3 separate regions of the Mus musculus genome follow, and regions 2 and 3 are each linked to region 1. The links are chromatin loops, found by intact Hi-C in ENCODE. Cell type or tissue: left cerebral cortex. All regions are shown on one strand. Each heading gives the region's core, and the rest is flanking DNA. Links, peaks and the distances in the headings are about the cores only.

Region 1 (10,055 bases), core at 5,434-9,433:
CAAGAACTTCAATCCTGAAAATTATTAGTATTTCACACTGGTTTAATCATCAAGAATTATCACTTACGCATTTTCTTCATCAAAGTTGGCCCGTTTAGATCCAATTTTGTAGAAAGAAGGAAGCTGTGGTGGAGCAGACTTTCCAAATCCAGAAGAAGAGCTGGCTGCCCCAAAGGCACTATGGGACTGCTGTGGCAGTTTGGCTTCCTCCTTCTTCCCAGCACTGATAGCAAAACCTCCAAAACCAAATCCCCGCTTGGTTCCAGGGCCGCCTTTATTCCAGTTCATGATGCCAATGACTGGTGCTAGGAACAAGATGCACACATATTAATGTGACTTTGTAAACAGCCTTACTAACCCTCAGTTCATTTTCTATGTCTACCTACAAATTTAAGGTGCTGCTTAGTGGTACAGTACTTACTTGTCCCACGTGTGGAGGCCCCAGTACCACGTGAAGGCATGTAACATTGGCCTTCAGATACAATTACAACTTCAACCAAATGATTTTCTCTTAAAATATTTAAGAAACTATTATTCATTTTATTGAGATCCCAAACAAAAGAAGTACTTTTATGAGGTTGTGTAAAATAACCTTTTTATTGGATGGAGTTGTCAAGAATGATCCTAAGACAGTACCTACTATCTCTAATATAGGATCGAAATTGCAAGACAATCTCTTAACCTTTATCATTACTATCTTTAGTGTGTGTGAACACAAACGTGTGCTTTGGTACAAGTGTGGAAATGAAAGGACTGTCCACATGCTCTCGTCACCTTGTGGGAATTGCAGATCAGAACTTAGGTTTATCATGCGGCTCGCTCACTGGCCCTTCAACCTTGCTTGTTCCCCACCCTACCTCCCTCCTCTTTTTTTTTTTTTTTTTAATTTTTTTATTTTGGTAGTCTTGATTGGTCTCAAAGTCAGAGAGCCACCTGCCTCTGGAGTACTACAATTAAAGGCATTTGCCACCACCCCTGGCTTAAATATTTATTCCTAAGCATTTACTCAGGTAAATTTCACTAAATACAAATCCAGTCTTAAAAATAGATAAGGGGGAGGCGGAGGCAGGCAGGATCTCTTTGAGTTAGAGGCCAGCCTGCTCTACAAATCAAGTTCCAGGCCAGCTAGGTCTGTTACAGAGAACCCGTCTTAAAAAAAACAAAAAAACAAAAGCCACAAACAAATGAGAAGGTAAGGAAGAGAAGGCTAGAGAGATGGCTCAGAGGTTAAAAGCACTAGTGCTCTTCCAGAGAACCCAGGTTTGATTTCCAGCACCACATGGTGGCTCAAAACTGTCACGACACCAGTTCCGGAGGATACAATACCCTCCTCCAGCTCCACTAGAACCAGGTTTTGTACATGGTACACACACACACACACACACACACACACACACACACACACACACACACACACACAGGCAAACACTCATACAAACACACAAAACACTTGACTAGGCAAAAGACTTGAATAGATTTCTCTGAAGACAATATATAACTGATCAGTAGATTACATGAAAAGACACCTTGCATCAAAGCCAGGTATAGTAATGCACACATGCAATGTTGGTACTCAAGATGTTACAGTAGAAGGATCTCAAGTACAAGACCAGCTTGGTCTACACAGTATAGGACTGTCTCAAAAATCCTTATACTACAAACAATGAAGGAAATGTAAATCAAAACCACAACGCACACCATTTCATATCGATCAGGATGACTGTTATTAAAAAACAGTAGGGTATCTCATAATGCCTCAAACAAACAAATGCCCCAGAAAACAGCTTTTTATCAATATATCTTTGAAAGCAAAGAAATCCCTTGCTCTTGCCAAAGCAGTACTCAGTATTGACAGATGCTCAAAGCCACAAAAATGAAGATCAGCAACTGCCCCCTTTCTGGATGCCCCCAAGACTGTACTAACCCAAAAGCAACACAAGTATCCTCAGCAAAGTGCTCTCAAGAGAAACACACTCACTCCATCACTATGCTATCAATCCCCCTGCACAGCTGCCAGGAGGAAGACAGAGACAATTTGTTGTATTCACCAAGGCTCATCAGGGCCAACTGATCAGGCCTGATGGAGAGAAGGTATAGCCAGGACTTTATTATGCTGGCAACAAAACTGGAATCACCTAAGTCTAAGGGTTGAGGATATAACTCTGGGAGAGAAAGTGCTGGCAAAGACGTAGGGAAACTGGAACCTCTGCGAACTGCTGGTAGAATGTAAAACAAACAAACAAAAAAGGTTCAGTAACTATGGCAATCAGTATTTTTCTTCCAAAAAAAAAAAAAAAAAAAAAAATCAAGCAAGGTCAACAAGATAGATCACTGGGCAAGAGGACTTGCCTCACCTGAAGGTCCGAGTTCAACTCCTGGGATCTACATGGTGGAAAGTGAGAACCAAGTCCTCCAAGTTGTATTCTGAACACAAATAAATATATACAGGGTTTTTGTTGTTTTTGTTTTTTTAACTTCATTATTAAAAAAAGAAAACCCTTGAAAATAAAAACACCACACTCAAACCAACCAGACCCAAATATATTACTTAGTCAACTTATATACAGCTATGATTGGCATTTAAAATGTAAGCTGTAAAGCTTCATATTAAATGTGTGCATTTATCTACTACCAAAACAAACAAAAATCATGACAAAACTGGGGGTGGGGGATCCATGGAACACTTATTCTAGTTGGAATTCTATCAACAAATGTTTTGGGGTTGTTTCTTTTGGTTGTTATTACTGTTAATTAGAAGAACATACAATTGGCATATAACCCAGAAATTTCACTTATAAATATACACCTCCACCAAATGAAAGCAAAGTTCATTCAAGCTCATAGCAACATTAATCAGGGTTATAAGGCAAAAGGTGGCATCCCGTGTTCACTGACCGATGAATGGTTAAAGAAAACATTACATATATACCTTAAACAGAATATTACTTTGGTTTAAAAAGAAGATTCCAGGCAAGTTATACAGTTCAGTGGTATGGCTCTTGACTTAGCACAGGTGAGGCCCCAGACTCATCCCAAGTACTGGAAAAAAAGAATCCCTTTAAAAACTAAAACACCTAATTTCGTAAACAAACAAAAACCCAAACACCCCCATACAGCAGACTCAATTCAAGCTGGATACTGGTGAGCTCCACTGTCTCACTCTGATCACTACCCACTCTCTGACGTGTGCTCCCCAACTCCGTATGAAATAGATGCTCTTCTCTCCATCTTTACTCTACCACTGCAACTCTCCAACAAGACTGACAGTCATCAAGCCCCCACATAACTACTAGAGTGATCATTATAGCAAAATACATGGCGCGCTTGTTTTGTGTCAGGCAATTGTTTTTTAGGCTCAGAGGATACAAGCATGGAATCAGAAAGCCCTCAGGGAATTCAATGTGGTCAGAGATGGGGAGATGGGGAGGGAGCGAAGGAATGATATTATTCTATTTTAGATCGTAAAAATACCATGAAATGAAAGCAAGCAGGACGAGGAGGTGAGGTACTGCAGACAAGTCAAGGACTCACTGAGCTAAGTATATTACTCAACAGGGCAAAAGTTCTACTACTCTGCCTCAACAATGTCTGTTGTCCTGGAAAAGTCATGTGACTCAGATCTATAAGCTGCATCTACAACTAGCTAACATTCCATAATTTATAAAACATGAAGTATAAAATGAAAATGAAAAGTATAAAATGAAGTAAGAATGAGACAAAACTGCAAACAAAATGAATTTCTACTTCCTTTGGCTGAACAGCACTGTGTCTGTTAATACTGTGTAATCAAGGAAAGTCACATCAAAGAACAGAGCTCCTGAAGTACACACACTCAGCAAAACCATCTTCAAAATACCAATTTATGTTTCTGTCACTCCCTTCAATTTAACTGCTCTCCAGTTAGTCAGACTAGAATTAGGTGTTGCATTGTGGCAGTAAATAACTTTAACCACCCATATTGCCCAGGGTTCCAAAGAAAATCAAGCAGTCTGATGGAGTTCTTACCTCTACTTGGGTTCTCCCACACAAAATCTGTTATTGACATTGACCTATCAAGGTCCTTCTTACCTGTACAGCTCACTGGAATAACAATTCTAGAGCATCAACACAAATATGATTTGTATAGATTTATGTTAAACCCCTTCTCTGGTCTTTAAACACCTGGCACTACATTGTTTCTTAAACACGATACATCTCATGGCTGAGTATTTACATTCACTCTCTTAGGTCTTTAAGAGCAGATACTCATTATTCATGCTTTACATACAAGAGTTTTAAAGAGGAGCTACCCTTGGATGAGAATAACTGAAGATGCTATAAAGGACAGCTTGGTATCCAGGCACCAAAATGTGATGGTTCATTTAGAAATTTTAACAGGATTGTAAAATAATACCAGTTAGCTATATTCAAACTCTAATTCTGCCACTAATAGCATGAATCTTAAAGATGTTATTAGCAGATTTTCCATTTGCAAAATGGTGAGACTATCATACACCTTACTACTAGGTTTTTACTCCAAAATAATGGGGAAAAATGTGTAGTGACCCATGCTTCAGCATTCAAGAGGCTGACAGAGAGGATACTGTGTGTTAAAGACTAACCTGGGCTATAAAGTGAGCTCTAGATCAACATGACCTAAAGAGTGAGACTCTGGACCAAATTCAATAAATAAAACTCAAATATATTGAGTGAAGTATGGCAATACAGTGCAACCCACACTATAGGCATAGTTATCATTTCTCCAGAAAGCAATCTCCCCATTGATAAATTGATAATATCAGATCTCTTAACTCAGATTCCCATTCAAGGGTCAAGCACCACTTACGATATCAAGATCACTGAGTAAAAGAGTGGGGTAAGCTTCATAAGAGAGCTACAATGACAGTTGGTTAATATCTACTCTACTTAATAATCTGCTTAGTAAGAACATCTTAAACACTGTTGAGCCAGTTAGTTTTTTAATGGCTTAATAGGAAATTAAAACAGAATAAAAAATAGCTATATTCAAATTATAATTTTGTCACTTTCTTTAATGTAATGCAAAGCTGTCAAATACCCAAGACTTTCTTTTTTTTTTTTTTTTTTTTTCATTTTTTTTTTTATTAGGTATTTAGCTCATTTACCAAGACTTTCATCACATTCCAAATCTAATAAAATGTGAGTGAGGGGAGTGGTGAGAGTTGTCTGAAAAGCACCCCTTTCCTATCAGTTTTAACAAAGCCAAGGACAACTTGGAACTTTGAAACAGACTACATTATATTATCACAATCTACATTACAGTGAATGGAACTGAATTACAATGTAAGTCAGATTTAGCACTCCTCTGCTCAGACAGCCCCATTTCATGCAGAATGAGGACAAAATCTTCAAAACCGTCTACAAGGCCCTAGTTGCTTTGTTTTCCTTTCTTCCTTTACGGTCTCATCCTTCATCTCATCTTCATCCTCATCTTCTCATTCCTTCATTTGCTAAGTGCTACAAACACACTGCTCCTCTAACAGGCCCAGCTTTGTCCCCTTCAAGGCCTTCATGATTGCTGTCCACCTGCTCAGAACATTCCTTTCTCCAGATACCTCCGTGGTTAGATGCTCTCACCATTTTCTAGCTTGCCTAAATATCTGTTAGATACCAGAAAGGGCTTTCCCTGACTACTCTATTGCAGCTTCTCCCAAGCCTCCTTTGCTGGTACAGACTACTCTTTAACATAAAGCATAACACACATCTCTCCTTCTTCTTTAGAAAGTTTCATAAATGGACTGGTAAAATGGTTCTACAGATTAATCGCCTGACCAGAATTCCATCCTGAGGACCTACATAGTGGAAGGAGAAAACCAACTCCCAGAGGTTGGCCTCTAACCTCTACAGGAGGGCATGATAAACATACATAAAGAAATAACGTGCCGGGCAGTGGTGGCGCATGCCTTTAATCCCAGCACTTGGGAGGCAGAGGCAGGCAGATTTCTGAGTTCCAGGCCAGCCTGGTCTACAGAGTGAGTTCCAGAACAACAAGAGCTATACAGAAAAGCCCTGTCTTGAAAAAACAAAAACAAAGACAAACAAAATAATACGTCCAAAAAATGTATATAAAGAGTCTCATGAGTGCAGTGGTCATAGATTTAACACTTAAGCAATTCAAGAGAGAACAGGCACAGAGGCAAGGCAATAACAATTTTATTTTTAAATGAATCACTGCAATTCTCCTTCTAGGTAAAGTAAAATAACATTTTCGCCCTGGAAGAATAAATTTTTATATCAGACTTACTGTTCACTTCCCACCTGTCAGAACAGGATTGGACTCTACAAAGTTTAAACGAATTAAGACATAACCTACCACCCACGACGGGTGGTGATGCACGCCTTTAATCCCAGCACTTGGGAGGCAGAGGCAGGTGGATCTCTGAGTTCGAGGCCAGCCTGGTCTATAGAGTGAATTCCAGGACAGCCAGGGCTACAGAGAAACCCTGTCTCGAAGGAAGAAAAAAAAGAAAAAGAAAAAGACATAATATCTACTCTACTTAATAATTGTTCAGCTTAATAGCTGTTCAGGTATGTGTAGGAGACAATACAGAAATAACACTTGCAAATAGTAACAACAACAACAACACAGTAGGAAAGCCACAAAACCACAGCCTAAAGGGGTAGGGGTGAAAAGGGAAAAAGCTAAGATGACAGAAAAGTTTATATATGCTTCCAAACTTGACTAGTATAATTTTTTCCTTACGATTCTGATACAGGTTTTCAACCCATATATATTATTCAAATCAGGTAGGCTCAAGTAGGCCGCAAAAAGTTTGTAACTATGGTGATGATGTTAATCATGATCTACTCAAGGTTTCACAAAGATCAATGACTATCACAGCCTTCTAATCTGTCAACCTCCGCTACCGAGACCCTCCCCGCCTCCATTTGTGGGTCCGCAATCCCCAACAGCTACCTACAAGGATCAATACTCCTCCACTGGCTCTCACAGCTTCGGAGCCCAGCACCCTGAAAAATCCCTTCCTGGAGCCCATCAAGCACCGCCTCCGGAAAGCCGCCAAGTGGGCCTCGTTAAGACGTGCAAGGAGCAGAGCCGTGGGAAGGCAACGTAGCTCCAGAGGGCCACCTCGGGGCTCCAGATCGCGTACCCATCCCTGCCCGGACCCCCGCAGCCACCCGGGTCCCCAGGCTCTGCCGATTCTTTGTTAAACGAGGCCGAGGTTCCTCCGCCCTCGCCAGGCCCCAGTTACCTCTCGTGTCCCCCGGGCTAGCGGCACTGCGTCTGGCGAGCCCTTCACCCAAACCCGCTGCCGCGGCTGCAGACGCAGTTGCTACTCCAGTCGGCGCGAAAGAACCCCCGCGGCCCTGCGTACGCGCGGTGCGGGACCGCGTCCAGCCGCGCTCTTCCTCCGCCCCCTTCGCCGCCGCCTCACGGCCCGTTGCTGACTGGGGGTAGGGTGGGGGGAGCGTCTGACATGCGCGCTAAGTAGAGCGCGAGCCGAAGGGTGGGGCTGGGGCTACGGCTGCCGAAAGGCGCCAATTAATGCCGCTCTTCCGATTCCGGAACGCAACATAACTACGTCACACACCCCGGACGGGAATCTGGTCCTGGGTGAGGATTGTGTCTGGGTCGTGTAGTGAGGGAGTCTGCAATGAAGAGAGCCGCGGCGATGGGGAACCGCCCGAAAAACTCAAGGTAATAAGGTGTTGATTGGAAACTTCATTTACATAAGAATGTCCACCTTCCCTTAGCTCTTGTCCCTTGCCAAAAACCAAAGCAACACAAAAAACCCACGACTCGGGCAACATTTCCCTTCATGCCTCTGTCCACATGGCCCCATAGACTATGGCCACCTTTAGCTTCCGGAGCATCCGATCAAAGTGACGTCTACCCGACGGACGGAACCCTACGGGAGAAACGCAGCCTCCGCTAGTTAGAGCACTTGTAGCCCAGGGGACGCTGGGGGTTACGTAATTTTCCCAGCAGCCCTAGCTCGCCTTGCGCGGATGTCCTGAAGGCCGCGCCCCGCCCCCACCCCGCGCGCAGGCGCAAACTAGCTGTACGCATTCTACGTAACGGACGGCTGAAGCTACGTGAAGAGTAGGGTGCCGTGACTGAGCTACCTGTTCTGGGCTGTTCAGTGACATCGCGGCCCGCAGATTATCTTTGCGACCTGAAGACAGAAACCAGACAAAGGCAGGCTGGTTGGAGGTAGTGGCCTCAGGAGCCCCGGGCCCGGTTGCAGCCTCGGGTGCAGGTAGGTAGCGGGGCCATGACATTCCAGTCGGTGTGACCGTGCCAGGCCGAGCGGTGACTAAGTTGCATGGCCGCAGAGCCAGGTACTGTTTCCCTCCTAACCAACCCTTTAAGTCCGGCCGGTGGTGACATGCATCAATACCCTCAACTTATCTTTCCAGAATTAAAAGAAAAAAAAAAAGACTAAACCTCTGTCCATCCTTTTCTGCTCCATTTTATGTTGGGCTTTAGGAAGATTTGGGGGAAGGTTTCGAGTAGATCCCAACCAACAGGACAAAATCTGAGAAAATATCTGGTGTGTAGCCAGAAGAATAAAAGAGCATCGAACTAGGCTTCTCCGTGGTGGACCTAGGACTAGACACTAGAAGTTTCACGGAAGCAACCGCTTCTAGAGTCGACCTTACCCGAAGGTTTCTAACATGCAAGTTATTTGTAACCAACACTTTACTTTGTAAGGTGACAGTAATGTCTACATCATTTCTAGAAATTTCATCATTTTGACTGATGCCACAGAGGCCTGGGAGGACAAGCAATGATTGCTACATATACTCCTTTTTACTGAGAGAGCTTGCGGAAGATAATCAAGATGGGTGTGTTAATGTTGTGCCTGGCTTGGAGTCTAGTGTTTTCTGCTTCAGAAGTCCTAGAGGCTGGATGGCCTGGCAGAGAGCTGTGCATCTGAGAAATGGGTTGACAGGTCCAGCTGAGTCTTATCAGAAAGCCAGTGCACAAATGGCTTGGATAATTTTAACATAAATAACCTTGAGGGAGCCTGTATGAATTCCATTAGAAACACTTCTGTGTTGTGAACACTCCTGGTATAGACTGAAATGGCCAGACTGTCAAATTGACAGGGATATGTAGTTACTTCTGCTTGGACAGGGAGCCACTAAAGCAGACGCTCTTTGTTCTTTGAGGCAGTGCCTCTTACTCTTGCAGGCTGGCCTAATATCACTATGTAGGACAAGGCAGGGCAGGCCACTGGAACTACTATACCTGCCACCACCCCCACCCCCTTAAGTATAGGGTCTCGCTATGTAGTCCTGGCTAGCCTTGAATTTGGACATGTGCCTGCATTTGACTCCTGAGTACTGGGATACCTCACCCACCCTACCGGCCCCTTGGAGCTTTTGAGACAGGGGTCTCCTGAAGCCTGGACTCACTATGTAGAAGAAGATGGCCTTGGACTCTCGGCCTCAGTCTCCCAAGTGCTGGGATTACAGGAGTAAACCGCCACACCCAATCTTATATGGTCCTGCTATCAATTTAGACAGTCTCAACAGCTTGAGTTACATCCCCAGCCTCCCTTTGTAACATTTTAAAAATTACATTAATTTATTTATTTGGGTCAGGCATATATAAAGGGGGAGGTATTATATCGCTGTGCATGGAGAGGTCAGAAGACAACTTCTAGTTTAATCATCAGTCGTAATACACATACCCTATCAGTAATAAAACTCTTACACGCATCTATCCTTTAGGCTGAATTTCAATGCTTAAAAACAGATGTTTATTGTTTTTGTTTTGTTTTTTAGATAATTAAAGATATAGGACTGGTGTTTAGATTAGGGAGCAGAATTGAAAATGTAGCATAAATGCTTTTGTTGGTTGGAAATATTTTTGCATTGTACTCTGTGATTTCATACAAAATCAGTACCTTCAGTCTGAGCCCGTGGAGTAACGTGGTAGTTGGACTGATGCATCTTCTTTCTGTACTTAAGTGTTCACACTTGCGGTGATCTGAGCAAGTGTGTGTTCAGGAGAACGTGTCTGCAGGCCAAACACAGATCTACAGTTGGTCTGTAGGTAAATGGCTGTC
Region 2 (10,055 bases), core at 2,689-6,688, 57 kb after region 1:
TCCCACCCCTACCACCGAACCTTCTCGCCTCACTTCCACAACTTTGTGGAACAGTGCCTTCAGCGCAACCCTGACGCAAGGTACTCTGCTGGCCATCAGGTGGACTTCAGGGAGCAGAGGGAGCCTAGGGGCTGCAGCCAGTGTTCCAGAGGCTGCGACTCTCACATGGATATCTGGAAACCCAGCAGGAAGAACTGACTTCCTGTTAAGAAACTGGCGAGGGTAGCTTGGGCTGTTAGGTACTGGGAGACAGTGAGACAGGAGAGGGTCTGGGTTTGGACAGCTGAGCCCAGGGGTCATATGGGTCTCGTCCCCTTTCTCTCCAGGCCAAACGCCAGCACCCTGCTGAACCACTCCTTCTTCAAGCAGGTAAGGTAGTGCCCTGGCTCCCTGCTGCTGCTCCCTGTGACTTGAGCCGCTGACCCCCTCGGTGGTTAGGTATCCTTCCTCTGCTTGTTTGAACTAATGCGATGACCGTCCTTCTGGAGCTCCAAGGGGCTCGCTCTCTCCTTCCTTTCCTTTTTGGCTCTAGAACACCACAGGGCAGGAGCTTTGGCTCCTGGGACCTGAGTTGTAGGACACATACCCACCTTGTCTCTCTCCCTCAGATCAAGCGGCGTGCTTCCGAGGCTTTGCCTGAGTTGCTCCGCCCAGTCACTCCCATCACCAACTTCGAGGGCAGCCAGTCTCAGGATCACAGTGGAATCTTCGGCCTGGTGACAAACCTAGAAGACCTGGAGGTGGATGACTGGGAGTTCTGAGTCTCTGCAGCCTGTCCTCCAGCTGGCTGGCGTGGGGTATGAGCCTGGGGCCTTCTTGAGGACCAGCATCTGCCTCTGGCCACAGACTGGGTTCAAAGGATATTCTGCCTGCCAAGCTGGCTGTTGGCTACTTGAAAGGACATTCTAGAAGGGACTTCACTGTTTTTGTGGCTTTTGAGACCCAGGGAATCCCAATCACCAGGGACTTGGAGAGGCCGGAAAGCTGACATCCTGTTGTGTGAGCTCAGGGGACCTCCTTAGAAGGAAGAAGTGCTGCATGGGCCCCGAGGCTCACGGCCAGGCCCAGAGTAACTCTTGACCCAGGGACCTTCACATCCTCTTCCCAACACTTGCTCTCAGTAGCCTAGTCCCTCTTCCCTCTGTTCCCATGTCCTGAAGGGCTGAAAGGGGACAAGTCCTAAGCTGTCTGGCCCTGCCCAGCCGCAGGCATTGCCCCAGCTACTGAGCACCAGGTCAGTTAAGGCTGGGACTGGCCATCCTCATCTCCACCTCTCGTGGGCCCTGACACCTGAAACCATCTTAGCTCATTTATTACACTCCTTTCCCAAGAATCCATCTTACTGCCTCCTGCCAGCTGCTGCCTTGGTGCCTCCTCCAAGGGCCATACATGTCTTGCCTCATCTGAGGGCTTAAGAGTCCTTAAGTTGTATTAGTTTCATTGTCAGAACAAATTAAAATTTTCAGAGAATGTTGGGAATGGCACCAGTGTTTCCTTGTGTTCAGAGCCTGTATGCTGGCTTCTGGGATTGCCAGGCTGGATTGGCTGCAGGTCACTGGTTCTTCCAGAGTGGGCTATGTGGACTTGTGCCGCTGGCCTGGCAGTGATTTCTTTCATAAGCATACATACCAGTTTCTTAGAAAACTGGTCTTAGAAGAAACATCCGTGGTCACCTTTTTCTTTTCTTTTCTTTTCTTTTCTTTTCCGAGACAGGGTTTCTCTGTGTAGTCCTGGTTATCCTGGAACTCTGTAGACCAGGCTGGCTTCGAACTCAGAAATCCGCCTGCCTCTGCCTCCCTAGTGCTGGGATTAAAGGCATGCGCCACCACGCCCGGCTCCGTGGTCTCTTAATTCCCTAGAGTTTGAGTATAAAATTTTTTTAAAAGATTTATTTTATGTTTGTGAGTACATTGTAGCTGTACAGATGGTTGTGAGCCTTCATGTGGTGTAGGACCTCTGCTCGCTCTGGTCAGCCCCACTCGCTCCGGTCAGCTCCTCTCACTTTGGTAAACTCCCCTCGCTCAGTCCCTGCTTGCTCTGACCCAAAGATTTATTTATTATTATACATAAGTGCACGGTAGCTGACTTCAGACGCACCAGAACAGGGCGTTAGATCTCATTACGGGTGTGGTTGCTGGGGTTTGAACTCAGAACCTTCGGAAGAGCAGTCAGTGCTCTTAACCACTGAGCCATCTTGCCAGCCCTAGTATTAGATTTTGCCTTGGCAAAATTATCAGAAAGGGTACCAGTGCTGGCAACTAGCCAAGCCCACCTCTGGGCAGCAAGGGGTGGAAGATTTTGTCTTGTAACCTGATGTTTGTCTCCTTATGGTTGGTACTAATACCCAGCAAGTGTAACCCAAGAACCTGTCGTCCTGGCTGGCAGCCAGGGATGAGGAGCAAGGGGACCTGTTCTGACCTTGTTCCTGTGCATGCCCACGTGTACAACCCCAGCTCAGCATTTTCCACCTTGCCAGTCCCCTGGGTGAGGCCCTCACCTCTGGCTGAGGTCTTATGCCCCTTTTTTCTGAGAATTCTCAGACCATCAAATGCTCCCCAAGGAAACTTTATGTTTTCTTAGGAAGTTTTACAGTTGAGGCTGGGAGTCCAGCTTGGTTGGCAGAGTACTCACACAGCAGACGTGAAGTGCCATGTCGTGTGTCCCCCCCACCCCCCAGACAGGGTTTCTCTGTGTAGCCCTGGCTGTCCTGGAACTCACTCTGTAGACTAGGCTGGCTTCGAACTCAGAAATCCGCCTGCCTCTGCCTCCCCAGTGTTGGGATTAAAGGCGTGTGCCACCACCGCCTGGCAAGCGCCATGTTTTGCTCCCCAGCTCCTCAGGACTCTCTCTACTGGGCATGGCTCAGAGTACTTTATAAACCTAGCACTTGGGGGTAGAGGCGAGAGGATGGGATTGAACATCACCCTTTGCTACATAGCTGGTTTGAGTCCCGCCTGGGCTAGAGATCTTGTCTAACAACTACAGAACATTTAAAGAAACTTTAAAAAAATTTTCCTACTGGAGGTAGGCTAGGGGACCTGAAATGGCATGTGACAGAAGCTCATGTGACACTCCAGCGCTTCTAGCCCCTGCCCAACTTTTTCTCAGATACTTAAAAAAATTTTTTGTGTGTGTGTCCGTGTGTACCAGGATATGACTTGTAGCCCTGGGTGGCTTCGAACTCAGAACGCTGGCGTGGGCCCACAGTTAGCTGCTTTCGATCCTTCCTCCTCCTAGCTAACTGCTGACTGTGGTAGCTTTCTCCAGCTCTGCCCACAGATGGTCCCAGCAGGGCGGGCTGCCAATCAGTGCCCCGGAGCAGCTGCCTGGTGTCCCTAAGGGCTTCACCCTTCTTGTACAAAACAGCTCCCTTGGAGAATCTGATGATAGGTGTGGATAATTTTTCCTAGGAAGAGTCACCCCTAGTTGTGGAGGAACACCCATTACGAAGTCCAGGCTGAGCCTCAGTGCAGGCAAACATCGACCTGAGGCTGAGGGAGAAAAGCGAAGCTCAGCGTGGGTGCATTAGCACCACAGTGGGGCGCGGGTGGGGATGGGTGATGCTGCCTGCTGCCTCCCTGTTCCCCTGCCAGGCAGGAGGCGGTAAGTTGTTCTGTTCCCTGACACGCGTGGGCCTGCGCTAGAGCCACCAGTTTTATTCCTGTTACAGGGGTGTGGAAATATGTCGCCGAGGGCTGTGTGAAGACAGTCTCCAGCTGGGCTTCAGGCAAAGCCCTCAGCAGAAGTCTGTGCCCTAGATGCTGCTGCCTAGAGTCCTTCCCCTCAACCTGCTGTGCAGTGGGCTGGGGCGGAGCGGCAAAAGCAGCTCTTGTTGCACTTTGTTCTCTAAACAACTCCAGCCTAAATGGCTCTCTGCTCCCTTCGGTGGAACAAGGTGTGCTTGATGCAAGGAAGTGGGTCCTTTCAGATAGGGGCTTGACCTGGGCCATGGCAAGGCCCGAGGTTACTAATCCCACAAAATCTGGTCACAGAAACCATTTAGGATGTCGAGCTTAAGGGGGCTGGTGATTTCGGAAACCACAAGGCTGCAGTTCTCGGATAGCGGATCTGTCACACCCCTTCAGTAGTGACATGGGCCCACCGCCGGCTCCCTTGGCCTAACATCGGGGTATACGGAGGGACTACGAGCCGCCTCCATCTTCCTCTGTAGGACTCCGTGGCTGCCAGTGGACCTGCCTCCCGAGTCCCCACAGTGGGGTGCCTCAAACTACTGGGTCTTAAGAGCGCAAGAAGGGGGCGGAGCTAATGGGACTGCGTTCACAACGGCTAACGGGTAAACCGAGGCAGTAAAGGCCCAGGCCATTTCTGAAGGTCCGCGCCGGAAGAGCCTTGCGTGTCGATCGCAGGCTGAACTCGTCTCCTCCCGAGATCTGCGATTCGGTCCCCGCCGTCGTCCCTTCTCCACGAGCGGCAGAGGAGGTTGGCTCCGGGAGGCGGGAGAGCGCGGGCTGTGAAAGCGATGTGGGGGCAGACAAAGGCGGGGGGACGGCGAGCAAGGGAAAGACAAAGCACAGAGGGGGGTCGGCGGCGGCTTCTCCCGGAGGCGGCCCCGGGCGCGCGGAGCCAATGGGCGGGCGCGGGGCGGGGGCCGGCGGGGGCGGCGCCGCGGTGAGGCGGCGGCTGCCGCTCGGGGACCACTGGCAGCGGCGGCAGCTCGCGCCCGCGCCACTTGCACCCGAGGCGGTCCCGCAGCGACCGACCCCCGCCCCGCGGCGCAGGCCGGGCCCGGTGAGACCCACGGCGGCCGGGGGGAGGGGCGCGGAGCGTTGCGGGGCCGACGCCGCCTGGCGGTTCGCGCGTTGCGCTCGCGGGGATCCCGAGGCTCGCGTCGGTCCCGTAGGGCCGGCTCGTGGTGGGGTGGGGTTTCGGGGTCTGGGGTCCCGAAGAGCGGGCGCGGGAGGCAGCGCAGCCTGGCCAGGCAGGAGGTCGGGCCCAGCACTGTCTAGGGGCTGGACGTCTAAGCCCGGTGAGGGGGCGCGCGGGTCTGGCGGTACCCTGCCCAGACCTCTGCTGACCTCCCTTCATCCCAGGCGGGGTCTCTGCCTGTGCTTCCCACAGGCAAAGACCGTGGAGCCCCTGTCCCCGGCCACTCTCGCTAACTTTGTTCTGTCTCCACATATGTTTCCACTCAGGGACCCCCTAACCCTTGGGGGCTGTATGAGGGGCGGGTAGGCTGTTGGGGGTGGGTGAGGGGCGGAAGTGGCAAGACCCAGAGCAACAGGAAATGACTTAGGGAAAGTCCCAACCGCAGCCCCCCAACCCCCTGCCTAAAAACACCCCAGCCTGCAGAGTGGGGGAGGGCTCATGGGGCCCCACTGACTGACTTCCCCTTGCAGAACCCTCTTGGCTCGGCATCTCCTCCAGGGCCACCAAGCACCTCTGAAGAGCCATGTTCCAAGCTGCCGGAGCCGCCCAGGCCACCCCCTCTCATGTAGGTGTCCAGCCAGGTGGGGAGGAGTCAAGGGGACAAGAGCAGCTTGTTTGCTTGGCACCTTGTGCCACCTCGAGTGCCCCTGGGATGTGGGCTGGGCCACCGGAGAGCTGACCCCTCTGACTCTTCCTCTTCCCCCAGGAAGCCAAAGGCAGCAGTGGCAGCAGCACGGTACAGCGGTCTAAGGTAGGGTCCTAAGGGTGGGTGTGGGCAGAGGAAAGGGTCGGCGCTAACCCGGCTTCTTGCTAAGTGTACTCTGCTCCTACTCCACAGTCCTTTAGCTTGCGGGCTCAGGTGAAGGAGACCTGTGCAGCCTGCCAGAAGACTGTGTACCCGATGGAGCGGCTGGTGGCAGACAAGCTCATTTTCCACAACTCTTGTTTCTGTTGCAAACACTGCCACACCAAACTCAGGTGCGCTCCTGCCCTGTCCCGGCCTGCCCACCTACTTGCCCACCCTTACCCTACCTTCCCGCCCTGCCCCAGACTGACCCAGATGTTCTCTGCTTCCACAGCCTGGGCAGTTATGCTGCAATGCACGGTGAATTTTACTGCAGACCTCACTTTCAGCAGCTGTTTAAGAGTAAAGGCAACTACGATGAAGGGTTTGGTCGTAAACAGCACAAGGAGCTCTGGGCCCACAAGGAGGTGGACTCAGGCACCAAGACGGCCTGAGACCCCTTTAACACCCATTCCCTCCCAGCACATGGCCTCCCGCTGGGCAGTGGAAAGGAGATTAACCCGGGGGCGCGGGGTGGGAGAGGATGAGGCTCCCTCACACAGGTTTCAGGCATAAGGCTCTGCTCCAGGATTCCTTACTTTTCCCATGGGAGGTTGGCGTTGGGAACCAGAATTGGAATTTTCACCATACTGTGTCCTTTAGTCCACCTCATCTCACCCCACGGCTCCCTGGGAGGCCCACAAGCCCAGCTTCCCTACTTAGGTGCCTTTTCTCCAGCAAGGAGTCAGCATGCCCTCCTCAGGGTCCCAAGCTCCCTCACTGCCACCTGGGCCTTGTGTACCCCCTTGTCTCCCCATCTACCTCTGCCCCTTAGCCTGGTAATGAGCCACAGAGACTGGAAGAGGGAGAGTGCCATCTACTGGGCCTCATAGATGCCACCTCGCTGAGGGGGGAGGGCTGGGGAAGAGGCAAGACAGCCTGCAGCCTTCAGGGTCTGGGGGTCCCTTGCACCACAAAGCTAAAGCTCTTGCTAGAGCCTCAGCTGACAGGGTCGGCAGTAGCTATGCTCCTCCATCTGTTGTGCTGTTCTGTTGTGATCAACCCTCTTTTAAAAACATTTAAACAGCTCTTGACTCTCTTGTGTGGCCTGATGGGGATGCTTTGTGGCAGGCATGCAGCAGACTCCTCATAGCGAGGGGAATGGAGGACAGCCCACAATACTCCTGGCCTTAAAGGGGCTGGTGGTCTGTGCCACCTTGGGGTGTTAAGCTGTCAAACCTGAAATCCCACTGTGTATCCTCGTCCCAGAGTAGCCAGGCACACTGGCTTGCAACCACACAAATGTTTTGGGTTTTTGAGACAGGGTCTCACTGTAGCTCTGATTGGCCTAGAACACAGAGATCTGCCTGCCTCTGCTTCCAAAGTGCTGGGATTAAAAAGGCCTGTGTCATCCATGCCTGGCTTCGGTTCTTCAGAGGTTAATTCACTACACTTGAGTACAGAAGAGAACCTTTCTGACTTGGCCAAGACCTTAGTGTCTGCCTTTCTGCTAGCTGATTCCAGCTGTCCAATTTCCTCCTAGTCCTTTACCCTAGAAATCTGCAAAGAATGGTAGGAATCCATAGCCTATCAAGTGCTGCCAGTACAACGTCTTCCACCTTCTCTCCTCATGACTGTCATCTTCCTGGAGCCTCTTGTATGAAGTGGGATGTCACAGCTACTGTGCCAGGACCTCCAGGGGCAAACTTTGCGCTCCTCAGAGTTCATGCACACTGAGGGACGACATCACACAGCAGAAGCACAAGGCAAGTGTGAAGATGCTCCCTCAGTGGAAGTCTGAGTTGTCTCGCCCCAAGCCCTATTTTCCTGGCTTCTGCAAACTGCCTATGGGACAGATGAATCGGTAAGCAAGAGGTCAAAGGCTGCTAGGCAGCCCGGCCTCTGGTCTTGCTAATGGGTGAATCACTGTAGACTTCCTTCAGGTGGGCATCTGGGAAGCAGGCACGACAAAGCCTTGGATTTATGGGACAAGGATGGTCTCTTGCTGCAGTAAAGAAACAGTGGCTGGGCTGGACGTGGCAGCACATGCTTTTAATACCAGCACTCAGGAGGCAGAGGCAGGTGGGTCTCTGTGCATTCAAGATCAGCCTGTTCTATGTAGTGAGTTCCAGGACAGCAGAGCTACATAGTGAGACCTTGCCTCTGACTGATGTTCTGTAAGGGACCAAGGGAAACCCCTCGGCCAGGAAGACTACAAAATGCCATGAATGGTCCTAGGAACTCAGCTATTGATGGATTCGGCTCAGATGGACAACCAGTGCTGTCCCAGTGACGCGCTGGGATAAAAGGGAAGGAGAGGGGCCACCTTGGCCAAGTTATCACAGGCTGCTTTTGGCAGCCATTTCAAGTTCTATTTAAGAGGCCTCAACTTGGGTGTTAGGCATTGTACCCAACCCATCCCTGTAAAAATTCCCACCACCACCTTTAACCGAAAGCATGGTCACAGGACCCTTCTGATATAAATGATCCCTTTTATTGTAAGTAATGCACTGGCCTGGCTTTGCACTGCAAGCCCTCAGTCAAGATATAGTCAATAACTATGGCTGCAGGTTCTTCTGCACATTCCACAATTCAGACACAGAGCTGGGCAAGTGGGAGGGAGGGGAAGGAGGGTGGCAGCGTGCACCTGACCCAGGCTTGGCCCTTCCATGTGGGGTTGGTGAAGGCAGATAAACCCCATGGAATGAAGAACAAATGAAGGTGGTGTAGCATCTTTGCACAGCAGGCCAAGGGCTGCTAGGAAACCTTCCTTCATAACCTTTGGGCCCAGGCCACCCTGGAGGCCCACAACTTGTCATTTGGATTTGTTAATAAGAAAAAAATAAATTAACAGCTTGGTCCTGAGGCTGCTGAACCAGCATGTCCACAGTTTTTGGCACAAAAAAAGGTGTCTCCCCCCCACCCCCCCTTTGGAGTGCAGAATTTGTTGGTTTACTTTTAAGTTCATTTTAGAAACATTGCCTATGAGGTAATACACTCCCCCCCCCCCCCCATGGGGATATGGGGGGAGCTCCGTGAGAGCCTGAACCTGTGACAAGCAGAGTTGTCTCATCTAACATCTTGTCACCCCACCAATCTCTATCTCCTTTGGGTTCGGGGTGTGGATAGGGATAGGCTAAAGGGTGCTATATAGCCATCAGGATGGGGTCATGGAGAGGCCCAGCTGCCTTTTGGCAGCTTTGGTCTAGAAGAGGGGCCAGTCCCTACTTTGGGCAAAGGCTGAGGTGGAAGCAGGACTTTGCTCACTGGCTTCAGAGCAGTTAGAGAGTGGCCTGACAGACCCCCAAGGGAAAGGAAATAAAACAGAGGGGCCCAGGCCCAATTGGCACCGTGCAACACACATATCTGCAAAACCAGCTGCTTTCAATTTCTGTTCTCTCTTCAGGAGTCCATCACCGGTAACAGTCTAGAATTGATATATATATATAAAACCATCAAATATGGATCTGAGATATAAATTAACAAGTACAAGGCCTCACATTACATGATGTGAAAAGGCTAAAAACAGCGATAGAAACTACATTCATAAAAGTGCATCGTCAACATACAACGAAGGCTTTGGCTTGTTCTGTGCCCATGGGGAAGTGGGCATGGCTGGCAAAGAGCTGCCTGGCACTAATCCCCAGCTCCCTGGAGATGCCCATCCCTGGGCACTGGCTTCTTTTTTTTTTTTTTCCTTTCCTTTAATGATAACTCCCAAAAATTTGGGAGTTAGGAGGGAGGAGCTCTAGAAATAGGCACATTTGGAGGGGAAGAAAGGGGCTGGAAGAAAGGACCAGCACCCAGGCTGAGGTAAATATGGCCAACTCTAAGCTGCTTGGAGATAACTCTTTCCCTAGCCCCTACTGGCATCCTCCTTTGTGGGAGGAACAAGAAGGGAATGAGGTTGATGACAAGTGGACAGGTCGGGCTGAGGAACACAGCTGGTGGCTTTGGACACGGTTGTGGCAGCTCAAGGACTTTCCCATGGAGTGGGCTCAGGCCTGACAGATTTGAGATGCAGACAGCCTGAGACAACCCCCTGCACTCTGCTGAGCTGCCCAGAACCAGGTGCCCTGACTTGTGTTGTCTACTTTCTCTGCTCCAGTGAGGGAACAGAGGGCAGGCCAGGGGGCAGAGGCCATCAGCTCTTCCATCCAGTCCAAGGCCTAAGCCCACATGGGTCTCCAGAGCTCAGAGGGCAAAGTCTCCAGTTTTAAAACTGGGAACAGCATAAGAGTGACTCCAACTTGTAAAACAGAGACAATTGCATTGACAAGACTGGGTCTCCCCAGTTTCTGGAGGCAGCTCCATCTCTCAGGCCCTGCTTATCCGAGTAGCTCCTCCTTCCCAGAATAAGGCAGTGTAACATTTGCTTCATTCA
Region 3 (10,055 bases), core at 2,514-6,513, 56 kb before region 1:
AAGAAAAAAAGAAAAAGAAAAAAGGCTGTGTCTGTCTTCCTTGCACTATAAACACCATGAAGGAAGGGTCCCTTGTTTTAGCCACTGATGGGTTCCTACAGACTGGAACGGTTATAGCAATTACCAATGGTGGAACCAAAGGAAATATAAACTAATACTTGTGGGAAGGAACACTTGGATGGGGGATCAAAAGGCCAGCCTTCGCTGGGAAAGTGGCGTGCATACAGTTGAGTCTGAAGGCATTTAACGGCAGTATTTAAAACACTTGGAAATAGATGGGAACCAAATACTTCCAGGCGTGTTGGCTAACTCCCCCACCTGCTAGCTGATCCTCTCCTGGATTTCACAAGTACAAACCGACATAAATCCAAGCAAACCAAATAGGACCCAAATCCTCACTGAGTCAAAGCGGTCGTCTTGCCCCTCTTGCCTCACTGCCGAACCTTCCTCGATGCTTGGGGACCTCAGACTGAACAGCGACATCGCCAACGCGCTCGAAACCACCACGTGCGGCAACCGTTGAGTCCGTGCTCCTGTAAGGGGCGCTGTGCGCCTGTGCTGCGCCGAAGTCCCCTGATCTGCCCAGAAACTCGTGACGCTTACTCTGCCTCTTAACAGGATTGGCTGAGAGGAGAAGCGTGAACAAATAGCTTAAAAAGCTGGGTGCTTCGGAAGAAGAGTAGGGAAGCCATCTCCTGCTTCGAAAGGAGTGCGGATTTGTCTCTAGACAATCGCTACTGAGCGAGGCTTGGTGATGCAGACCCATAACCCTTGCTTATGGGAGCTGGTGGCAAGAGAAATACCAGTGCAAGGTCATGCCTTGATACTTGGGCTGTTGGTAGACAATAAGCTAGGTGGGGACAGACAGTAAAGTCAACCATGCCGCACTAAGCTCTTTAGACAGGCTTTCCCAAAAGTTACCGGCGTTTAGACTATGTAGAGCGGTGGGGTCCTTTACAGGCAATCCTGCGATCGCGTGATACAGCAAAGCAGGGCTGTTCCCAAAGTCGGGATGGAAGGGAAGGTGGAAGCGCCTCTCCTATCTCAGACTCAGCTCAGAGTCCCTGAGAGTTCTGAGAAGCCCAGAGAGCTACATTCTGAAGTCCCCTGATGAAGATAAGTGAGGACACTCGGGTTCGTGGATGGAAGTGTTCTGATTTGCTTTCTCGGGGAAAAGAAATGCCAGAGGATTGGCTAGGGTGGCCCATGCAGGAAGCCAGTTGGATGGGGTGGAAGACATGCTGAGGAGCTAGGAAAGATTTGGGAAAACAGAAGTACGTGATTCAGAATGGGGGTGGGGGTGGAAGATGACGGTGGTGTCGAGAAAGAGAAAGCTCTAAGCTGTTGTCACCACCTTGCCTTTTACCCCTAGCATGGACTCTAACCCTTCGAAACCATAAGGCCAATTAAATGGGTTTTGTTTGTTTGTTTGTTTTTAAAGACGGGGTGTCTTTGTGCAACACGGCTTTGTAGACCAGGCTGGCCTTGAGCTCACAGAGATCCACTTGCCTCTGTCTCTTGAGTGCTGGGACCAAAAGTCTGCACCCCCCACATGCAGTTTAAGTGTTTCCTTTTCTAAATTGCTTTGGTCATCACATTTTGTCACAGCAATAGAAAAATAGCCAATATCACCGGAAAACAGCTTTAATGTATGAGCTATGTCTCCATCCCTGCAGCATCCTTTTTACTGACCATGTAACACTGTTTCATGTGCATTATCTGATTCTCTGTTGTCAGACACTGATGCTGTTACATGATATAAAGAAAACACTAGGACCATAACAGCAAGCCTTGGCTCTACAGAGCAGCAAGTCAAACTTGGCTGACCCCACAGAAGATTCACAGGCCAGTTCATGCAGGCTTAGCTTTCCTGCTCTTTGAACAAAGGAGCCCCTCCCCCACCTTCTGGAGACAGGATCTTATTATGTACACTGTAGCCAATAATGAAACTGACCTTCCACTTCTCTGGCCTTCACCTCCCAAGTGCTGAGATTACAGGCATGCATGACCACACCCAGCTTTATGTGGTGCTAGGGATGGGAGGCAGGGCTCCACGCATGCTAGGCGAGCACACTGCCAACGCCGTTATATTCCCCAGTCCAGAGCAAAGAAGCCGATATGACACGCTAGCTTAGGAGTAGAAGAAAACATCTGGCAAACACTGATGGCAGAACCCAAGCAAAGCTGTAAACGTTACAAGTCATTTTTTCCTTCCAAAAGAGCCTTTCCAGACTTCATAAGCTCCTCTTTGCCAAGCCTTTGTCACTGCAGCCCCAGAAGCCAATTAAATGAAGTTTCTTGGGATGTTCCAGGATGGGAAGCTGAGCTCCTAGGACCTAATTCCATGTTCTTTTACATCAGCTCTGGTCCCTCCACTGTCTGCAGATTCTATACTTTAGATTGCCTGTTAGATTATGTATGTAAAGACTGTGATCACAGAAGAGTTGTGTGTGTGTGTGTGTGTGTGTGTGTGTGTGTTTGTGCACTTTCAGGGCTTTAATTTTCAAATGGCTTCCACTAAACAGGTGCTCTGAACCAAAGTCACTTGAAGGTGCCTTTCTGGAGACAGACCCCCCTCCCCCATTCTCTCTGCCCAGGAGGTCTAGTTCTTAGGTAACTGAGCCTTCACTCTGCCCAGACAGTCTTAGGTAACTGATCCAGACCTTACTTTTCATATAAGTAATTCATGCTGGCTTTGGTCTCGAGACCCTGCTTCCCTGACATTTTTGGGACCTGCTACCATCTCTGAAAGCTCAAAAGCTTTGTGGCACACAAGTGAGATCAACCCACCTACAGGACAACTCTTTATTGGACAAGTTAACAAAAGCAGTTTAGTCAAAAGACCAAAGCCTATGTCATCTTTGGCCAGCCTGGTCTACAGACCTAGTTCCAGGACATCCAGGGCTGCACAAAGAAATCCTATCTTGAAAAACCAAAAAAGAAATACAGAATCTTGTACCCTGCCCCCATTTCATTGAACCATAAACCACATTTTAACAAAAAGCTCGGCTTTCTTCTGATATAGGGTCTCCTGTAGAATCAACTGGTGATGCAGCTGAGAACCATCCTGAACTTCTGGCCCACCTGCCTCCTCCTGTGTGCTGGGATTTTGAGGATGCACCACCATGTAGTTGATGCAGTCTGGGGTTCAAGCCCAGGGCTTTGTGCACGCTATAACCTGAGTTACACCCCCAACCTGATTCTGAGGATTTTCAGTGCCTAGTTAAGTAGCACTATTCTATACCGTGGGTAGGAGATACCACATTGACAGAGGGTAGGTCTATAACATAGCCGAAGCCAGTGGTTTCTGAAAAGGTTCTCAACTTTTCTTTTCTTTTTTGGTTTTTCGAGACGGGGTTTCTCTGTGTAGTCCTGACTGTCCTAAAACTCACTTTGTAGACCAGGCTGGCCTTGAACTCAGAAATCCACCTGCCTCCGCCTCCCAAGTGCTGGGATTAAAGGCGTTTGCCACCACGCCCGGCTGATTCTCAACTTTTCAAAACTAAGTCCTATACAAACTGGATAAAACTTATTTCAGTACCTGGAGTTCTCTCAGCATGCAAAATCCCTTCACCTAAAAACATTTTCTGCGAATTACCAGGCTTCCTTAAAGAAAGGCACGGGCAAGTTAGTGCAGTTAAGTACTCGGAGTTGGGCCAAGCCAAGCTTTCACTCAGCTGGGTCACGTCTGGGGCCGCCCATGTCCTTGGAAGCGCGGAGCAACCAATACAGGCTTCTGGGGGTAGATGGGTGGGTGGGTGTGGGGTGCCTTATGCCACCGGCCCCGAGATGGGCTCTTAAAAAGTGGTTGGCGGCTTTCCCGCCGCGGATCGCTTATTTTTAAGGCTTGAAGACGCAGAATTGACGGAACTGTTTTGGATGGGCCATATCGGGGATCTCGCCGAGGCAGCAGCACTACGGAGCAAACAGCAAACACCTAACAGTTCGGACGGCCCTACGCGACCTTCGAACTCTGACCCCACGCCTTTCTCCTCCGCGCTTCCGCGTGCAGCTTCCGCTCCCGCTCCTCCGGGAAAAGGCCGCCTCCCCCAAGGGCGGGGCTCTAAGGCCGTCAGTTATGGGAGGTGCTGGTTTGAGGCGGGTCTCGCGAGGGCGGGATTTAAAGAGGCATTCTCGATTGGGTTGCCGGGCAGGGGCGGGGCCTGCAGGGTCTAGGTTGGGCGGGGCTGGGAGTTCGTAACCGCCTCTGGGTAACTGGACTCCGGCGATCAAACCTCCGGAGGCCGGGAGAGGCCTGCGGGCTCGCGGCACATCCCGGATCTGGAGTATCCCTGGCAGGAGCGGAGTCAGAGGGGCCGCGGGATCCTAAAGCCGGGCTGCAAAGAACTTGCGAACTTGGAGTAGAAGATCCCGGAACCCGGTAGTAAAATCGGGAAGTCCCGGATCGCGGAACGTAGCTCGCGGAGCGGACTCAACACGGAGACCGGAGGCCGGATCGCTGCACCGCGGGACGGGACAGAGTGATGTCCGGCCGTGGCGCGGGCGGGTTCCCGCTGCCTCCGCTGAGCCCCGGCGGCGGCGCCGTTGCCGCGGCCCTTGGTGCGCCGCCTCCGCCTGCGGGACCCGGAATGCTGCCCAGCCCGGCGCTCAGGGGCCCGGGGCCTTCTGGAGGCATGGGGGTACCGGGGGCCGCCGCCTTCCGCCCCATGGGCCCCGCTGGCCCCGCGGCGCAGTACCAGGTGAGGAGGGCAGGCGAGCGGCGCCGCGAGGGCGCTGTGTCGGTCTCCCTGGGGCCTCAGGTGAGGACAGGCGGCCCAGGGGACACTGCAGGAGGAACTGTCGAGGGCTGGTGGCGGGCAGGCCAGAGTCCCTTGGTTAGTGGCTCGGGGTTGGAGGCAGTGTTGGGGAAAGGGTGAAAGCCCTCTGCGGTGGAGGGCTTGAGCAGTTAGAGGAGTCCCGGGGCTTCTTGGCTCCGAGTAACTTAGAGATGGAGGCTTCGTGAGATCTAGAGAATTGTGGGCAATCAGGTTGAAAGTGTAAGACAGGTCCCGGAGTGGAGGTGAGGGAGTGACCCGGGATGTGGTGAGGAAAATTTGGAAGAGGGTCGTTAGTGAGAAAACAGGGTTACTCTTTCTTTGGCCTCGGTCCCACTGCATCTCTGCCTTGGCTTTCTTTCTTTCTTTTTTTTTTTTTTTTTCTTCCTAGTTGGGAACTGGCAGAGCGTTAGTATGTCTGAGATGGCTCCCAGCTGCTCAAGTTGAGGAGGAAGGAAGCCAGGCTTCCTACGAAATGGGAGACTAAAGAGATTGGGCCCAGATAACTCCAGGATAGATTAGAAATAGCTGTGTCCAGGTCTGAAGAAGGCCCGATCCCATTAACAGACCATTCAAGATATCCTCTGTACGGGGCTTTCCTTCTTGATGCCAGTGTCCAGTAAAGTTTGGAGGAGCAGGGAGGCTTTGTGGAGTCCTGCTGGTCTTGGGCTGCACAGGGTACTGCCCTGACCCTTCTGTCTTGGCAGAGAGCTGTCTCAGGTTGCAGCATCAAAGGCCATTGACAAGCAGAGACAGGACCCGTGGTCAGTGCATTGGGAACTCAGCCTGATTCTGCATGTGGCGCTCCTCATTCCCCAGAGCTCTGGTTCAAGTGGCTCCAGAATGTTTGGGAATTTTGTTTTGCTTTTGCATTTTGGTGCTGAGCATGGAATCCAGGCAGGGCTTTGCACGTGGCAGACGATTGCTGTATCAGGGAGCTGCACCTCCTTTCCTGGGGATTGTGCCCATCCTTCTCCCACATCCTTGTCACTTTTGTTACTTGCTTTTTGATACAGGGTCTCATATAGTCCAGGCTGGCTGTGTAGCCAAAGCCCACCTTGAACTCTTTTCTCTCAAGTGTCTGGCATTACAGTCACACACTATCACGCCCAACCTCTCTTTCCTTATCCCTCAGGTTCCTGACAAGGCCATATGTCTCTCAACCTATGTGCCAGAGAGGTGAGAGGTGTGCACTGTAGCTTGCTCTGTCCCCTGCTGGTGTCTCTAGGTAGAAGTCTCAGAAATAGATCTTCATGATGTATGCATATTCCACCCAGGAATCAGATTTCTTTTTTTTTTTTTAAAGATTCATTTATTTATTATATGTAAGCACACTGTGGCTGTCTTCAGACACACCAGAAGAGGGCATCGGATTTCGTTACAGATGGTTGTGAGCCACCATGTGGTTGCTGGGATTTGAACTCGGGACCTTTGGAAGAGCAGTCGGCGCTCTTAATCACTGAGCCATCTCTCCAGCCCAGGAATCAGATACCCAGGAGATACCTAACTGGGGGTCGGAGTGGGGATAAGTGACCCCCTTCATTTCAACTCCTATCTAAAAAGAAAATGACGAGTTTGGGTATAAACAGAGATAGACGTGGTTCCAAGGATACTAGCGGGGTTTATCTTTCCCATGTGGCTTTCTTTGGAGATTCATGGGCCTAGTATATCACTGATGAGTCTCTGCGTCAGCCCTTGGCTCTGCTTGTTTAGAGCTGGTCTGGAAGCTTCCTACAGGCACTGGGGATGTCTGTTTGGTTGGTTGGTTTTCCAAGTCTCTCTATATAGTCCTGGCTGTCCTGTAACTCACTATGTAGACCCATTTCCTTGGAAAGCAGCTGATAGAGAACATGCCATTGGGAAAGCCCCTGTTGAAGACTGGAAGATGGATTCCTGCATATTTTGTAGAGTAGCCTTGGGTCTATGCTGAGGCCAGGCTGGCCAGCCAAATGGCTGCGGCTGCTAGTTGTGAGAAAGGAGATAGCCTTGAATCTGGGCATCCCATACCAACTATGTTTCCTCTCCCCCTCCTCCTCCTCCTCCTCTTCCTCCTCCTCCTCCTCCTCTTCTTCTTCCTCTTCCTCCTCCAGGGAAAGGCAGGGGAAAGGAGGGAAGGAGAACCCAGTTAGCATTGGTTGAGTTTGAAGGAGATCCCGCTTGCTTCTTCCCATGTCCAACTTCCAGCAAGTCTTGGGATCTGAGGCCAGAGGGGCTCCTGGTTAGAGTTCTTGGGGTGAGCAGACTTGTGTGCTCAAGATGAGCATATTGGGGAGCCTGCTGAAGTAAATTGATAGCCCACCTAACTCTAGAGGCTTTTTCTAGTTTTGGAGTATAGTTACCCTGAAGAGCTTAACAAAACCTAGTGTGCATTATTGCAGGGTTCACTCAGCTCAGAGTTTAAAATACCTCTGTTCATAGGGTCAGGGTATGTCCTCCAAATGAGGCTCTTAGGTTCAGGCAGCTATCAGAAGGACCAGGGCTACAGATTTGGAGGAGAGCAGAGCATGTTTTGTTTTGTTTTGTTTTGTTTGTTTGTTTTTTTTATTTTTTTGTTTTTTGTTTTTTTTTGTTTTTGGTTTTTCGAGACAGGGTTTCTCTGTATAGCCCTGGCTGTCCTGGAACTCACTTTGTAGACCAGGCTGGCCTCGAACTCAGAAATCCGCCTGCCTCTGCTCCCGAGTGCTGGGATTAAAGGCGTGTACCACCATGCCCGGCAGAGCATGCTTACTTGAGCCCTACATTTTTTTTCTTTAAAAAAAAAAAAGATTTATTTATTTATTTATTTATTTATTTATTTATTTATTTATTTAATGTATATGAGTATGCTAGCTGTAGATGGTTGTGAGCCATTATGTAGTTGCTGGAACCCTACATTCTTAACCCAGAGATGGCAGAATCAGGCCTAGCCTACTAACCTTGTCTTGGTGGTTATAAAATCAAGCCTAGAATGTGGGGTTGGTGCTTGACCAAGTGGAAGTTACTGTATTCTGGTGTCCTGGGGATGTAAGCAGGCCTGCCTACCCCCATGGTGGAGCAGGCTGGCAGAGAGGCTGAGAATCTGTGGCGGTTGACTTTGTTTTGTTTCTAAGTAGGAGTTACTAGCTCTTCAAAGCCCAGGTGTAGAGCTTGACAAAGAGGAAACTAGGACTTGAATTGTGAGCAGCCTTCCCCTGAGGCTGTGGGTGAGCTAGGGGCCTGGAGCCTGAGCCCCAGAAGTCTAGAGCAGATGTCTGGGTGGGGCCTATCCCAGGCCTGCCTGGGCTGCCTTGCCTCAGGATTTCCTGGAGGGCTCAGCCGTACTACAGGTTTTATGAACCCCAGTGGAGAGCTTTTTGGGGGGAGGGCAGAGCACCGCAGATTATATCTGCAGTTACTCTAGGAAAACCTCAAGTCTGGAGTGATGATGGGGGTCTCAGGTTGTGGCCACCTGAGGTTTTTCTTCTGTCCCCTCCCCCCTTCTATAATCTCTTGCTCTGGCTTATTAGGGCAGAGAAACAGGCTGTCTTCTGCCTTTCAGCAGCATTGATGAATTTCTTCCTGATGAGGAGAGGCTGTGGCAGGACTCCCAAGGTCCCAGGGTCTCCCACTTTTAACTCCTCAGTTGCCACTGTCATCCTGCTCTGCTTCTGTCCCCTTTCCCTTGTCTCTGGGTCATGCGTCTGACTCCTTAATGCTAGATAAAGAAATTACAGGGACTCATCTCCAGGATGCTTGGGTGTGGGGGCTGGGGGGGGGGGTGTCTTTTAACTCAGTGTGAATCTCCACCCAGGCTGGCCCGGTTGTCTGGTTGTACTGATTGATTGCATAACCTGGGCCCCGGGGCCAGCCCTGTGAAGCTGCCAGGGACTGTGTGTGCAAGGCAGAGCTGCCAAACAGGCCTTTCAGGCAGCAGCTATGTGGATGAGCTGGGAGGTGGAGGGCTCCCAGGAAACGGCAGAAACCTGGGCCTTGGATGGGAAGTCAAGGCTGCTTGTGCCACCCAGACTGATGCTGCTGGTGACTCTGTATCCTTGCCTCCCAGGACCGTTGCATTCTGCGACTGGGGGTGGCACGGGTTAAGTTGAACCAGCAGCGGCCTGGCTGCCAGGTGGTGCAGAGACCATGGGCAGAGTCCAGATGTTTGCTGTTCCCATTCCCACAGGCCACCCAAGAACCATAATTTCTTTTTTTGAAAGTCTTTTGACATAGAGATAGGGGCATGGCAATAAGAAAGGAGGGGGAGGGTGGGGTGGGGGAGGGGACAATGGGTCCAGGTTGTGTTAGGGCCATAGGGACCATATGGTGACCAGATGGTGTCTGTACTCTCTTGAGGCCATCCCCACAAGTTGTGACATGGCCGAGCCATCCTATTGTACCTGCTCACCTGGGGTGCTGCGGCCTAATGGGCTTGCTATCCCTACTGCCTTTCTTCCCATCAGCCACCAGGCAGCAGACTTCACAGAGCCTCCTGGACTCCCCTGGGTTGCTATGCGTTGTCCTTGGTCTCCGGAGTAATGTTTTTCCTTCAGGATGGCGAAAGGAAGAAGGGGTCTCTAGTGGGCTATCTAAGGACTCTATAAATACCATGAAGCTGGCTGATCCCAGGGTGCAGGACATAGCATACTGGAGCTGGAAAGGTGTTGATTAGTACTAAAAAGTCCCTCAGGCCCTTCCTTCTGCAAGAGGTACACTCCTCCCCCTCCCACCCATGGACTCTGGCTGCCTCATTTGTTGGCAAGGCTGCCAGGGCGGTTGCAGGGGCGGGGCAGGTGTAGTTTACACGCTGGGCTCAGGCGCCTGTTCCCCTTTGTTCCTGGTCTCCCCATTTGAGAGAGAGAGAGAGAGATGGAGGGTATGGGCTATGGACCTCGGAGGGCTCCGCCACTGACCTGTGTCCCTCCACTGTTCCACTTTCCTCAGCGTCCTGGCATGTCACCAGGAAGCAGGATGCCCATGGCTGGCTTGCAGGTGGGACCTCCTGCCGGTTCCCCATTTGGCACAGCTGCTCCGCTCCGACCTGGCATGCCACCTACCATGATGGATCCATTCCGAAAACGCCTGCTTGTGCCTCAGGCCCAGCCCCCGATGCCTGCCCAGCGCCGAGGGTAAGCCTATTTCTCATACCTTGCCTATCTTGTCTTGGGTGTTAAGTTTCTCTATCTTGACCACAAGGAGGCTCTTGGCCATTTGGGAGAGGGTTTTGAAGATCGTGAGTTTGGACTGTTAACCTCTTAAATGGGTTTCTGTTTTCCTACTAGGTTAAAGAGGAGGAAGATGGCAGATAAGGTTCTACCTCAGCGA

Evidence for each region. A loop is a pair of places that touch in the nucleus more often than their neighbours do. Peaks named below come from ENCODE experiments on the same cell type or tissue, not always from the same donor. Only the 100,000 strongest peaks of a DNase experiment are listed, where the experiment ranks them.
Region 2: a loop joins it to region 1, with 6 times the contacts of the local background. A loop is called at or near these places in 4 of 42 quality-filtered maps.
Region 3: it touches region 1 in a loop (6-fold over the local background); 9 of 42 quality-filtered maps call a loop at or near these places.

What each region holds. Positions count from the first base shown.
Region 1 is chr11:106,214,331-106,224,385 of GRCm38, reverse strand. It overlaps Ccdc47 (coiled-coil domain containing 47), which reads left to right and starts at 8,019. Exons shown (of 13, transcript NM_026009.2): 1 at 8,019-8,237. Ddx42 (DEAD box helicase 42) reads right to left here and starts at 7,460. Exons shown (of 18, transcript NM_028074.4): 1 at 7,230-7,460; 2 at 68-305. The coding sequence starts at 288. In left cerebral cortex, for the core only: no CTCF peak of the experiment used is centred there; DNase peaks (open chromatin) are centred at 7,069, 7,544 and 7,905; H3K4me3 peaks cover 3,151 bases; H3K27ac peaks cover 1,925 bases.
Region 2 is chr11:106,154,745-106,164,799 of GRCm38, reverse strand. It overlaps Limd2 (LIM domain containing 2), which reads left to right and starts at 4,624. Exons shown (of 5, transcript NM_172397.4): 1 at 4,624-4,749; 2 at 5,358-5,452; 3 at 5,594-5,638; 4 at 5,726-5,865; 5 at 5,967-8,546. The coding sequence starts at 5,411. The coding sequence ends at 6,126. It overlaps Gm10840, which reads right to left and starts at 5,412. Exons shown (of 2, transcript XM_030246469.1): 1 at 5,342-5,412; 2 at 3,641-5,040. The coding sequence starts at 5,412. The coding sequence ends at 4,239. It overlaps Map3k3 (mitogen-activated protein kinase kinase kinase 3), which reads right to left. Exons shown (of 16, transcript NM_011947.4): 16 at 8,144-10,055. Strada (STE20-related kinase adaptor alpha) reads left to right here. Exons shown (of 13, transcript NM_001252448.1): 11 at 1-80; 12 at 327-369; 13 at 609-1,826. The coding sequence ends at 761. In left cerebral cortex, for the core only: CTCF peaks have their summits at 4,848 and 6,552 (motif pointing left); DNase peaks (open chromatin) are centred at 5,722, 6,078, 6,309, 6,543 and 3 more places; H3K4me3 peaks cover 3,018 bases; H3K27ac peaks cover 3,793 bases.
Region 3 is chr11:106,267,138-106,277,192 of GRCm38, reverse strand. Smarcd2 (SWI/SNF related, matrix associated, actin dependent regulator of chromatin, subfamily d, member 2) reads left to right here and starts at 4,221. Exons shown (of 13, transcript NM_001130187.1): 1 at 4,221-4,700; 2 at 9,675-9,859; 3 at 10,013-10,055. The coding sequence starts at 4,485. It overlaps Tcam1 (testicular cell adhesion molecule 1), which reads right to left and starts at 471. Exons shown (of 8, transcript NM_001379686.1): 1 at 400-471. In left cerebral cortex, for the core only: no CTCF peak of the experiment used is centred there; DNase peaks (open chromatin) are centred at 4,151, 4,796 and 4,924; H3K4me3 peaks cover 2,511 bases; H3K27ac peaks cover 2,386 bases.